Regions from separate parts of the Homo sapiens genome. Here region 2 is linked to region 1. Evidence: chromatin contacts called from ENCODE Hi-C or POLR2A ChIA-PET data. All regions are on one chromosome and are shown on one strand. The core of a region is the stretch at or near the end of the contact, and the rest is flanking DNA. Distances in the headings are between cores, read along the strand shown. Region 1 overlaps MIR3681HG (MIR3681 host gene). Region 2 overlaps MIR3681HG (MIR3681 host gene).

Region 1 (5,812 bases), core at 2,456-4,955:
TGAGTACTTTTCCACTAGGATCTTCAACTCACAAGCTCAGTCTAGAAGGCCATCCCCTCCAACTCTATCTCATGCCTTGATTTAAACCCCTCTGATGCCAGGACAGGCACTGCCTCCTGGGGCCTCCAGTTCATAAATATTGACAGGGTATACCTTAGATTGAGCCATTCTTTATCTATCTCTAGGTTATTGGCCCACATTTGGGGTTAATGCTTAGCATCATGAAGAATGTGCTTTTCTCTGGACTGTGTGAGCACCCTTAGAGGTCTATCTCGGTCTGCTACAATTGGGTTTGGCATATGGAGAATTATCACCCTGATAGGAGATGATTTTGAATTCTTTTTACATTCCAATTTTTTCCCCTAAATGTGTTCCAATTAGTCTGTGTTGTTGGGCACCGCAATTACTGTTTATTTTTATTCTATGTTTTTCCAAGTTAACTAATTATAAATTCATAGTGTCTCTGGGCTAGGTTGATAGTGGGAAAAATGTATTGCAGAATCTCTCAATTGTGGCTGCTTGAGCTCCAACCACACACAAAAAGAGAGTCTATCAATTGTATGGGAGAAAAGATTTAGGCTCAAAAAAGAAAGGTCACTTTTTCAAGACCACCCCGCATGTTAGGAGCTGTGCCCCTGACAGAACATGGGCATTTGCCTCCTCTGTCCCATGCTCTTCCAGCCATGTCTTCCCCACTACCCCTGCCAGGGCCTCAGTGAAGCTTTCTCCATCATGCTTCAAAAATCAGTGTCTGTCTGTGTACTAGGTCATCTGTTCATTCGCATTTTTATTCACATGTATATCCAATACTTAATGGGCACTGGATGCTGAATGGGCATGTTTACCTGCTATCTGACTTAGCCCTGACAACAGTACTACCAATTCAGCATTTCAGCTCCACTTTACTAATGAGGAAACTGGAGAATGGGGAGAAAAAAATGGCATTTCTCAAATCACACAGTTCGTAAATGGTAAACCTATAATTCAAACTCAGGTCTGCTTTCTGCTCGAAAGGGTGCCGTTCAATGCCAGATATCATGGCTCCACTTCTCAAAGGAAGCACAACTTCTAAACAGGTGGGCCCCTCTTTTGCTCTTCTCCTGCATGTACACTGGGTAGATTCAAAGGTGTCCCTCATTTTTTCCATCTTCCATGAGGGATGTCCTAATCACCCCCTTTCCACAGGATCATTCTCTCTTCCATCCTGGCCTGCAGGGAGCAATTTGCACACCCTCCCCAGTGACTTCCCCATCCTCCAGCCCCATCCTGGTGAGGCCCTGGAGTTCTCACATTCCTTCCCACTGGGCCTCACATGCTCCCCTTCCTGCAGCTCTTTCCAGGCACCCCCGCCCTCACAGATGTTTACATGTTCAGGCTCCTTTCTGCCACAGGGTAGCCTTGGCCTCTTTCAGGAGATTGCTCCATATAATTGTTTCTAGCGCACAGCTGGGGACAGGCCCAGCCTTTCTCCCAACCTTCCCCCTCGCCCCCCGACGGCTTCTGAGAGCTGGATGTACCAAGAAGCCCACTGGCTGGCTCAGACCCACCCTCATGACTGAGCCAGTCCTGACCCAGTTCGAAAATATATCAGGCCCATGATAGCACTCAATTCTAACTTTCCATGTGATTTAGACAAATCACCAGACTTCTCTGTGTGCTTCCTTATACTTCAAGTACCAATTCCAATACTTGCTTTATAGCAGAGGGAGGCAGTGAGCATCAAAATAGGTTTTAAAAACAACAGTGATAACAACAGCAGCAAAACATTAGGCACAGGCACATTGTTTTTACTGATGAACTATGGGCTGCCTGTCACACATTGGCAATGGGGAGCTGAATGCTAACCAACCATCCCTGCCCCCAAGGAGTTCATAGCCTCAGGAAAAAAGAATAACAAAAACCAGCCACGTGAACAATGAGCTCTGCAAAAAGTCTATATGTTTATAATACTTGCAACTAAAAGTCATTTCATTCCACAGCCTCTTTTGAATTTATTTTTATAACAACCCTGCTGGGTACATGCTATGAATATTCCTCTTCCAACAGAGGAAACTAAGTCCTAGCAAAATGGAATCATGAATAAGAGCAGAGTCAGGATTTGAACGGAGGGGATTTTGCTGTTGCTTTTTGTTTGTTTTTGTTTTGTTTTGTTCCTAAAGCCTTTCATTGCTTTTGATCACTTTTCAGCCCAGAGTCACAGATGGCTGTGCTTTTCCATCCGGGCCACTTAATCTGATGGTAATGCACCATTTCTAAGAAGAGTTCTCTACTATTTCCCATGATATTTCCTTCCAAGTTGTTGACACCATTCTGCAGATTTTGATGCTGGTGGTAAATTCTCTAATGAAGACTATTTGCTTCATTGATGTCAAATTACTGCCTTACTGCTCTTATTTTTTGCCTTTTTGTGCACACAAATAGATTTTTGTTTTAATATGGAATCATAAAATCATCTCTTCAAATATATTTTAAACGCAGTTAAACTCAGTATGTGTAATACTAATCATATAACCTAATGAACTAAAGTGGTGATAATGTGTACAACTCTGAGCCCACATGTGACCCCAGTAGCAACTACATCGCAATTGCCACCACCTGGCTAGCAGCAATTTTAAGATGCATTCTGATACAAAAGATGCTAAAATCTGAAAAGTACATGATTTAGAATACACAAAACACAGTATAGTTTTTTCTTTTCCTTTTAGTAAGAACTCTGGATTTTTTTTTTTGGCTAGCCTGTAAGATCCTTTGAAAAACTGGGTCTCACATATGCATACTTGGCATCTAGGATGCAAAAGAAAAATACGGGAAGCGGGAAGCTACAGTGTGCCAGAAATAGGTTATCCATTGCCACATGTGTTGTTTAGTTGGCTTATTACAATAGCCCAAGGGTAGCCTGCACTTTCCCCACTTTACAGAGTGTTTTTTAAAAGTATACTGGGTACACCTTACATAGCTTAAGACACATAAGAGGCATTCAATAAATGTGTGCTGGTGAAATGAAAGAATATGTAGAGATTAAATAACTTGGTCATGTTCAGGCAGTTAGTTGACATTGAATCAGAAAATTGACTCTTGACTGGTCTGACTCAAAGGCCCATTCTTTGGCAATTGCTAGTCTGGCTCCAAGCGGGTGACTACGAGGTCTGGCAACTAATGGGAGACAAAAATATTTACTGTGTCAGTTAGAAGGAAGAAGGAAGGAAGGAAGAAAGAGAAGAAGAAAGGAAAAAGGAAGGAGAAGAAGGAGGAAGGAGGAAAGGGAGGAAGAAAGGAAGGAGGAGAGGGAGGGAAGGACAGAAGGAAGATCGAAGGAAGAGGTGAAAAAAAGAAAAAAGAAAGGATGAGAGAAAGATAATAAGAAGCAAGAAAAAACAGAAGTAAAAACTGAGAAAAGGGAAGGGAAAAGGGAACGAAAAGACAGGCAAAATGGAAAAAGAGGAAAATGAAAGAAAAGGAAGAAAGCAGGGAAGAAAGCTGTCAGTAATGGCTAAACATTAAGAAACTGGATTAGAAAGATAGTGTTTTTGCAAAGCCAATGTTGGCTTTCCTCCAGATTTCACTAGTTTTACAGTTATTCTAGAAAGTTCTCTAAACATCAAATTTTGAAGGAAGGAACCAACACTGCAACTGCTACTTGTTTTCAGGTTCTTGACCAACAGAGGCTTAATGAGTAATGTATTTGCTCAAAGTGAACTGAGGAAAGCAGTACTTAAGAACGCCTCTCACTGGTCAGCTAAGTGAGACAGTAAACCACCCAGGACGTTATATATCCTGTGCATATGTTTAAACCGGTGACTTGGGAAGAAACTGAAAGTTACTTTGTATAGTGAAACTTCCAGGCATAGTTTACTCAGTCTACTCAATACTGAGATCTAAGCCTAACTCCACAGCACCCGTGGGAGTGCTCTTTAAAGAGGAAGATGAGCTTTGAGCACTTTTTTTTTTTTTTTTTTTTTTTGAGACAGAGTCTCGCTTTCGCCCAGGCTGGAGTGCTGTGGCACTATCTCGGCTCACTGCAAGCTCCGCCTCCCAGGTTCATGCCATTCTCCTGCATCAGCCTCCCGAGTAGCTGGGACTACAGGCACCCGCCACCATGCCTGGCTAATTTTTTTTTTTTTTTTTTTGTATTTTTTACTAGAGACGGGGTTTCACCATGTTAGCCAGGATGGTCTCGATCTCCTGACTTTGTGATCCGCCCCCCTCAGCCTCCCAAAGTGCTGGGATTACAGGGGTGAGCCACTGCACCCGGCCAACTTTGGGCATTTTAACCACAGTTCAGCATAATGAGAGAGATGGTGGCTGTTATCATAGGCAGAGATTTTCTTTCTCCTTCATTTCCATTACTCAATTAATTCTTGCTTTTGTTCTGTGTTTGTTAAAGTTGCCATTAAGGTCAGAAAAATTCTTTATATAGAAAACAAAACAACAACAAACACCAGTGTGGTACTGGAGGAGTACTGGAATAGGAGCCAGGAGGTCTTGGTTCTAATCTTGCCTTTGCTACAGGTTTGCCACCTGACCTTGGACAAACTGCTTTATCCCTCTGGGTCTCCTCACAATCAAAATCCATGAATATTTAAGCTGTGACACATTTGGAGACGCACTGCTGAACACATAATATTATTATGCAGCCCAGTGTCTCAGAGTTGCCATCCATAGTCAAGGAGAGCTTTCTATACTTTCAGAAATAGCATCTCGTTTTTAGATAAGAAGTTTTAATTGAACTATAAAGGAGTAATATGCATTTCTTTTCTTTCTCCATTTTTCCTTTTTTCTGAGGCAGGGTCTCGCTCTGTCACCCAGGCTGGAGTGCAGTGACAGGATCACAACTTACTGCAGCCTCGATTTCCTAGGCTCAAGTGATCCTGCAACCTCAGACTCCCAAGTGGCTGGGACTACAGGTGCGCACCACCACTCCCAGCATTTTTTTTTTTTTTGGTAGAGATAGGGTCTCACTATTTTGCCAGGCTGGTCTAGACCACCTAGGCTCAATCAGGTATCCTGCCTTGACCTCCCAAAGTACTGGGATTACAGGTATGAGCCAGGGTGCCCAGTAGTAACACCCATTTCTGATAGAAACTTTGGAAAATATGGACAAAAGCAGGAGAGAAGGAAAAGGTAATCCTGTCATGCAGAGGTAACCATGATTGTTTTGATGTACTTTTGATAGTATTTTAAATATATACATTTATAAGCATATTGGGGAACATATTATATTGAGATTTTTAAAGTTTTTAAAAATTATTTATTACTGTAAACAATCTCCTATGCAATTAGTCTTCAAAAAATGATTTTTAGTGACTGACCACATAGGACTCCATCAAATGGATTAAGTGTAATTAATTTGAACATTTTTCTATTCTTGGTCTTTTCAGTTATTTGGGTTACTTTTGCTATTATAAAAATGCTGTGGTGACTACATATTTGGAAATATGAACGTATTCATGCCTTTTCAAATAACAAATTGGAAGGATAAGAATTACTGGGTTAAAAAACTAGGCCAATTTTAAATTGTCCTGCAGAAAAGTTGCAGCAATTTATCTCACCAGAATGTTCTGAGGATGTTATTGTACACCTGCTTACCAATGTCAAGGAACATGTAACAACAGCAATAAGAAAAACACAACACATTCTCTAACCTACTGAGAGCAGATTTTATTTTACTGATGTGTTTATATTCATTTCACTGATTATTCGTAAAGTTAACGTTTTTATTTCACATTTGCTTGCCACTTGCAAGACTTCTTTTGTAAAGTGCCTTTTGTATTCTTTGAACACTTTTCTATTAAGGGGGAGTGGATGTTCAGGC
Region 2 (5,883 bases), core at 488-2,987, 120 kb after region 1:
CTGATGCTTTACAACCCATTTTGAACTCAAATAAAATCTCTCGAATTTGCTTTTTGTCTAACATAATTTTCATAGTCTAAAATAAATATAAAATAAACAGCAAGTAATAAGTCATTAGCAAAAAAACATAAAGTGAGAAATGCACATTAGAATGATGTGTAACATAACCACATTTGTTTCAGAATGTATTCCAATATCAAAGATCAAATTGCACAATGCAAACACCACCATTACTTCTGCACCAAATCAAGACAAACAACATGGATGTCCATTTGGTGCTAGATGGAGTAAGATGGAACCTGGCCTGATGGCCAAGACCAAGACATTTATCTCCCCAAAAAGAGTTTCTGTTGGACAAGAGAATGATGATAAAGAGGTGTGGTAGTCCCCCGTGGGATGCTGGAAAAGAATACCACAAATTGAGTGACTTGATTAATCTTTTCATAGTTCTAGAGGATAAAAGTTGAAGATGAAGGTGAAGCAGGGTTGGCTTCTTCCTGGCTTGCAGATGGTCACCTTCTCACTGTGTCCTTATGTGACCTTTCATCCTTGTTTGCACATTCCTGGTGTCTCTTCCTCTTTTAATAAGGACACAGGTCTTATCGGATTAGCTTCCCACTCTTTTGACAGCATTTAAACTTAATTAAATTGGTAGAGGATGGGAAATTACTTAATGGTACAGCGTATGCTATTCAGGCAATGGGTACCCTAAAAGCCTTGACTTGACCACTATGTAATCTATACATGCAAAAAAATTACACTTATATCCTGTAAACTTACATGAATAAAAAATTAAATAAGCTTAATTATCTCCTTAAAGACCCTATCTTTAAATACAGTCACATTGGGTTACGACTACTTCCACATGCGGATTTTAGGGGGACAGAACTCAGTCCATAACAACAGAAGACCACTGAAATTGGAAGAGGCGTGTGATTCATTCCAGCTGCTGCACTGCGGCAGATCCCAAGCAGTGGCACTGACAAGCTGTGTCACCAGGCAGAGGCTGACACAAAAGAGCAACCCAGCGGACTAAAGGCCACATCTATAGCAGCTTAGAAGCTGCCTCAGCCTCATGCTGTGGGTCCGGCGCAGGTTAAACAGGCTTGGGCAAGGCTAAGAAGGGACACAGCGGGGGTTGCTGAAGAAGAGTCAGGAGTTTGTCCTCCTAAGACCAGGGCAGTTTAGAGACATCATTATCACATTTGCATCTCTGGTTCCTAGGAGACATCGGGGCACAGGGTAAGTGTTCAATTATTCACCAATGAACTTCAAATGGTTAAATAGTTGAGAACACAGGGAGCTCCCCATTACTGGCTGCATCTGTCCAAGGGGCTATGAAAAGTGGTCGTGCATTGAATGAGACCTTGAAAATCTTGTCCTGGTCTAACAGTCTGACTCTTTGTTTACATAACAAAGTGGATCATAAAAAATCCCCATCTCTTTCTACGTCTGAGTAGATTTTCTTAGTTTACACTGTCATCTTGTGAGCTATGTTTGTATTTTGCATATGCGTTTGCCCCATTTTGGGGTGGCATTTTAAGGGGATGATGACTTATAATGTTCCTTCATTAGAAACATTGTAAAGCAGGATAGGTTTTTATGGCTCTATGTCCTTGTGATGCACATATGTGGGCAGCACTAGTAGTATCTCATCAGAAGCTTTCTCTTCTTTCAACTGGGTCCACAGGTTGAACTCTTCCTATGAGTGGAGCCCTAGCACTGCTCATTGCCCTGCCTGGCAGTGGTGTGGGAGGAGCCATGGCCCACCGGCCCCAGATCTTTCTAAGGGGGACACTGAATTACATTGTTCATCTCAAGAGTTAAACTAGACAAAGTGGGCCCAAACCTAATAAGACAGCCCATTAGGAACATTTTCTGTGCTTACATCTTACTGACTTTTATCATAAATTAGAGATTTTGAAGAGAATGAGTCATAGAAAAAGAAAAAATAATAACCTGGTTCAGCAATCAGCATATTATATCTCCCCAGTGACTCATAACATCAGACTCAAGTCAGGACAAACAGAGTTCCTGTCAGAAAGAAGTGCAGTTAAAAATAAAAGCAAAAATAGGAAGGGGTGGGCGGGCAGGGTGGGGGGAGCAAAACCTTTTAAACTGTGCCTAGAACTCTCCCCAGCCTGGATTCCCTAATGAGGGATTTGAGGTGCAAATAGGCTGAAAAGCCTGAGTCAGACAGCAGGAGGAAGCAGCTCCCAGGGTGCAAAGACAAATGGATTTCTTAATAAAATCCTCCAGGAAAAGAAAAGCAGCAGAAACCATGAAGTATGGATTATTCGTTAAATACGAAAGGGGCCTGCAAGAGGGCTTCTCCTAATGAAATCGTGGCACAATTTCATGAAGAAACACAGGTTTCAGAGTTAAACCAACTTGCATCTTAATTGTGGTTCCACCAAAATTGGCCGTGCAAGCTTGGAAGGATCCTTGGTTTTCACATCTGTTGGATGAGGATAACAAGCCACAGCACAGAGCTGTTGTGAAGATTGACCGATGCTAAGCATGTAAAGCACTTAGCATGGTGTACACATTTACAGGAAAAAAGACTGACATTAAATAATAATTTGTCTTAAAACTATAGATGAAAATACATCTGGACAGAGTTTGCTGAAGCTTTAATTGATAGACTCAGATAAGTGTCTATCAAGCATGTCACAGAATCACAGCTTCGTAAGAGTGGATTCAGATGCCGCTGACTAAGGCCATGGTACCCTTGAACATTTTATTACAGCAGAAAAGGTTAAGCAGCTTTGGCTGGTCCAATAGTTTCCCTGTTCTACATGAGTTCCTCTTCTTCGGTTTCTCCCCAACCAGCCTAGCCAGTGCTTTTAGTGCACATTTGAAAACCCAAAAATAAGTTTGCAGCCAAGCAACTTTGGATTAAGCTTTGATTCTTCCAGTTACTACCTATGTGACATTGGCGAGATGCTTCACCTTTCTAAGCCTTAGTGGCACACCTGTGAGATGAAGTAAGTAGCTACTATCTTAAACAGATGCTATGGAATTTTGAATGAAGAACTTGAAATGTCTAGCATAGTTTGTGAGCACAAAAGTAATTGACAGACTATTTTCATTCCTCTCTCCTAACTAATGTATGCATTTTGTTAGCTATAAATAAGACAATCAATAGCAGAAACGATCTACCTGCCGTTTACAGGAGAATATTTGGAAAAATGTCAGTCCAATTTATAAGTGTTTACAGAAAAGAAGGAGCTAAGTGAACGTCCCACTCCTCAGGCCAATATCTCTCAGCCTTTGTAATCTTTGTTCTGTCATTTCCAGAGAGGAAAAAACATGTCCCTGATAAGTGGGGTTGCATGTGGTCCTCTCAGTCACCAGTCCCAGTACACTGCTGTGAAAGGTTGTAGACTTTGGAGACAGACTTACGTGGTTTTGTGTCCTAGTTTCTTGCCTTAAAGCTGTATAAAGTTAATAAAATCATGGAAGTCTCCATTTCCTCACCAATGATGCAGAGAGCTACCTCACAGGCTTGCCCTAAAGATTAAACCACACGACGGAAGAGCCTGACCTATGAGTCAACAAGGGCTAGCTGCTGTGTGGCTGTCCCAGGCCATCCACCATTCTGCATGTTTCTTGCTACAGCACCCAGGACTTTGCTGTTTGCACTTCCTCTGAGAGCAGACACCTCTCATGAACTCCTCTGAGTCTTCGTCCTTGTAAATATCTGCAGTGTGGAATCAGTCTGCAGCTAACACTCCTCCAGGTTGCTCATGAAGTCACATGCAAGGGTCATCGGCAATGGTGAAGAGCTGCAGAACTAACATACCAGAGGGAGTGGCAAAGCTTTCTAAACTACAAAGTCTTTATAGCTGTGATCCTTGCTCTGGAGTTTCTAACTCCCACCTGAGAGGGTCTCAAGCTTATCCTTATTTTTCAGGATGTGGCTTATTGTATCCTCTTGATCCTCACTCTGCATCTGCTTACATTGTTACTGGAAGAGGTCTGGATCCAGACCCCAAGAGAGGGTTCTTTGATCTCATGCAAGAAAGAATTCAGGGCAAGTCCACAGAGAAAACTAAAAGCCAGTTTATTAGGAAAGTAAAGGAATAAAAGAATGGGCTACTCTATAGACACAGCAGCCCTGAGAGCTGTTGGTTGCCTATTTTTATGGTTATTTCTTGATGATATGATAAACAAAGGGTGGATTATTCATGCCTCCCCATTTTGGACCAGATAGGGTAACTTCATGACATTGCCATAGCATTTGTAAACTGTCATGGCGCTAATAAGAGTGTAGCAGTGAGGATGACCAGAGGTCACTCTCATGGCCATTTTGGTTTTGGTGGGTTTTAGCCAGTTTCTTTACTGCAACCTGTTTCATCAGCAAGGCCTTTGTGACCTGTGTCTTATGCCAGTCTCCTATCTCATCCTGTGACTTAGAATGCCTAACTGGGAATGCAGCCCAGGAGGTTTCAGCCTTATTTTACCCGCCCCCTACTCAAGATGGAGTCACTCTGGTTCAAACGCCTGACAACATCACAGTGTTTCACTCCTAGAAACGTTGAATGCTTGAAATAATAGTTAGCACTCAGTGTGGCAGATTGTAGTCTCCATAGTAATAATTCTGGTCCCACATGGTCTTCCAGAATTTTGTGATCAAGAAGCAGAGCAGATTTACCCACACCATGAGTCTTGACAGGTCTTAATGGCTGGCCCAACAAAGAGGCGTGGCAGAAGGGACACAGGGAGCTTCTAAAGCTGGATTCGAAAAGGTACTACAGTTTTAGCCTCCTTCTCTCTCTCCCTCTCTTTTACTCTCTCTTTCTCTGCGTTTGTCTCTATTTTAGGAGCCTTCATCTACCACATAAGAATTGCAGCAAACCCTGCAGCTATCCTGAAGCTGCCATGCTGAAAAGGCCAATTGGGAGACCACATAGAGACCGAGAGAGACTTCCAAGGACTCCAGCCAATCCTGGGCCCCAGCAGTTTGAATCTCCCAGCAATGCCACCATACAGGAGAGGGAGCAAATACTCAGAAGATTCAAGTGCCAGCTGCATGGGTTGATACCTACATAAAAGGCATTGGGTAAGAACTTTTGCACTGAGTCCAGTCAACCGCCAGAAATGTGAGAAATAATAATAAAATGAATACTGTTGTTTAAGGCCCCTACGGTATAGGGCAACTTGTTATTCAGCAACAGTTTGCTGGAAAACCTACTGATACCTGTAAGTGAAGTGTTGCTCTAACAGAATCTGAGACATGAGGCAGTGGCTTTGGGACTAAGTAACTAAGGGGCTTTAGGATTAAGGGATGATGCAAACATTGAAAAAGCCTTGGAAAAACAGTGGGAGCTTAATGAACCCCAAAGAGATTATCAGGAAAGACTTCAAAGGAAGTGAGAATAAGGCGATTAGGAGTTGGAAGAAAGGAGACTTTCTTACAGAGTGGTAGAAAGTTTAACATCACTACTTCCAGCTGTAAGGTGGAAAATAGGCAGTCTATCTCATGCCTTGGATGATCCAGCCAAGATTTCTAGGTGGAGTGTTGATAGTGCTATGTGGCTTCTTCTTATTAAATATAGTAAAATGCGAAAGGAGATAGAAAATCTAAAGAAAGAACTGTTAAATATAAAAGAGCTAGGACCTGCCAGGTTTTGAAATAAAACTTTTTCTTGTGCCGAGCCCCACCAGTGGCCAAACAATGCTGAAATTCAGAAATGACTTCTGGAAAGGAGACAAATTTATAATTTTAGGAAAATATGATGTAAGGGAGAAGCTAAGAGTATCAAAGTAAAACACTTTGTTAAGTCCATAGAGCAATTTAAGGTGTTGCCTAATAGACCCTTTCAATAGACAGAAATCCTTCTAAAGATCTTGAGGGCATGACTTGAAGATTCTATTCTT

What was found. A loop is a pair of places that touch in the nucleus more often than their neighbours do. ChIA-PET counts read pairs that join two places held with the same protein, here RNA polymerase II (POLR2A). Pooled maps may share reads with other maps.
Region 2: a map of CD4-positive, alpha-beta memory T cell shows a loop between it and region 1 (2.1-fold over the local background). The contact joins two enhancer-like sites. A Hi-C loop is called at or near these places in 1 of 168 maps with a recorded cell type or tissue (CD4-positive, alpha-beta memory T cell), 3 of 37 single-sample maps with no recorded cell type and 10 of 50 pooled maps. POLR2A ChIA-PET finds 5 or more read pairs at or near these places in 1 of 52 experiments (activated CD4-positive, alpha-beta T cell).

Annotation. Positions count from the first base shown.
Region 1 is chr2:12,427,171-12,432,982 of GRCh38, forward strand. All of the region lies in intron 4 of MIR3681HG (MIR3681 host gene), which reads left to right. Among named protein-coding and RNA genes, the nearest start is that of MIR3681, 230 kb to the left of the region's middle. Within about 2 kb of position 3,706, at least 7 of the 41 ENCODE cell types and tissues checked have a DNase peak (open chromatin) inside an H3K27ac peak, as active enhancers do.
Region 2 is chr2:12,553,380-12,559,262 of GRCh38, forward strand. It overlaps MIR3681HG (MIR3681 host gene), which reads left to right. Exons shown (of 6, transcript NR_110196.1): 5 at 4,827-5,065. Among named protein-coding and RNA genes, the nearest start is that of TRIB2, 160 kb to the right of the region's middle. Within about 2 kb of position 1,738, at least 5 of the 41 ENCODE cell types and tissues checked have a DNase peak (open chromatin) inside an H3K27ac peak, as active enhancers do.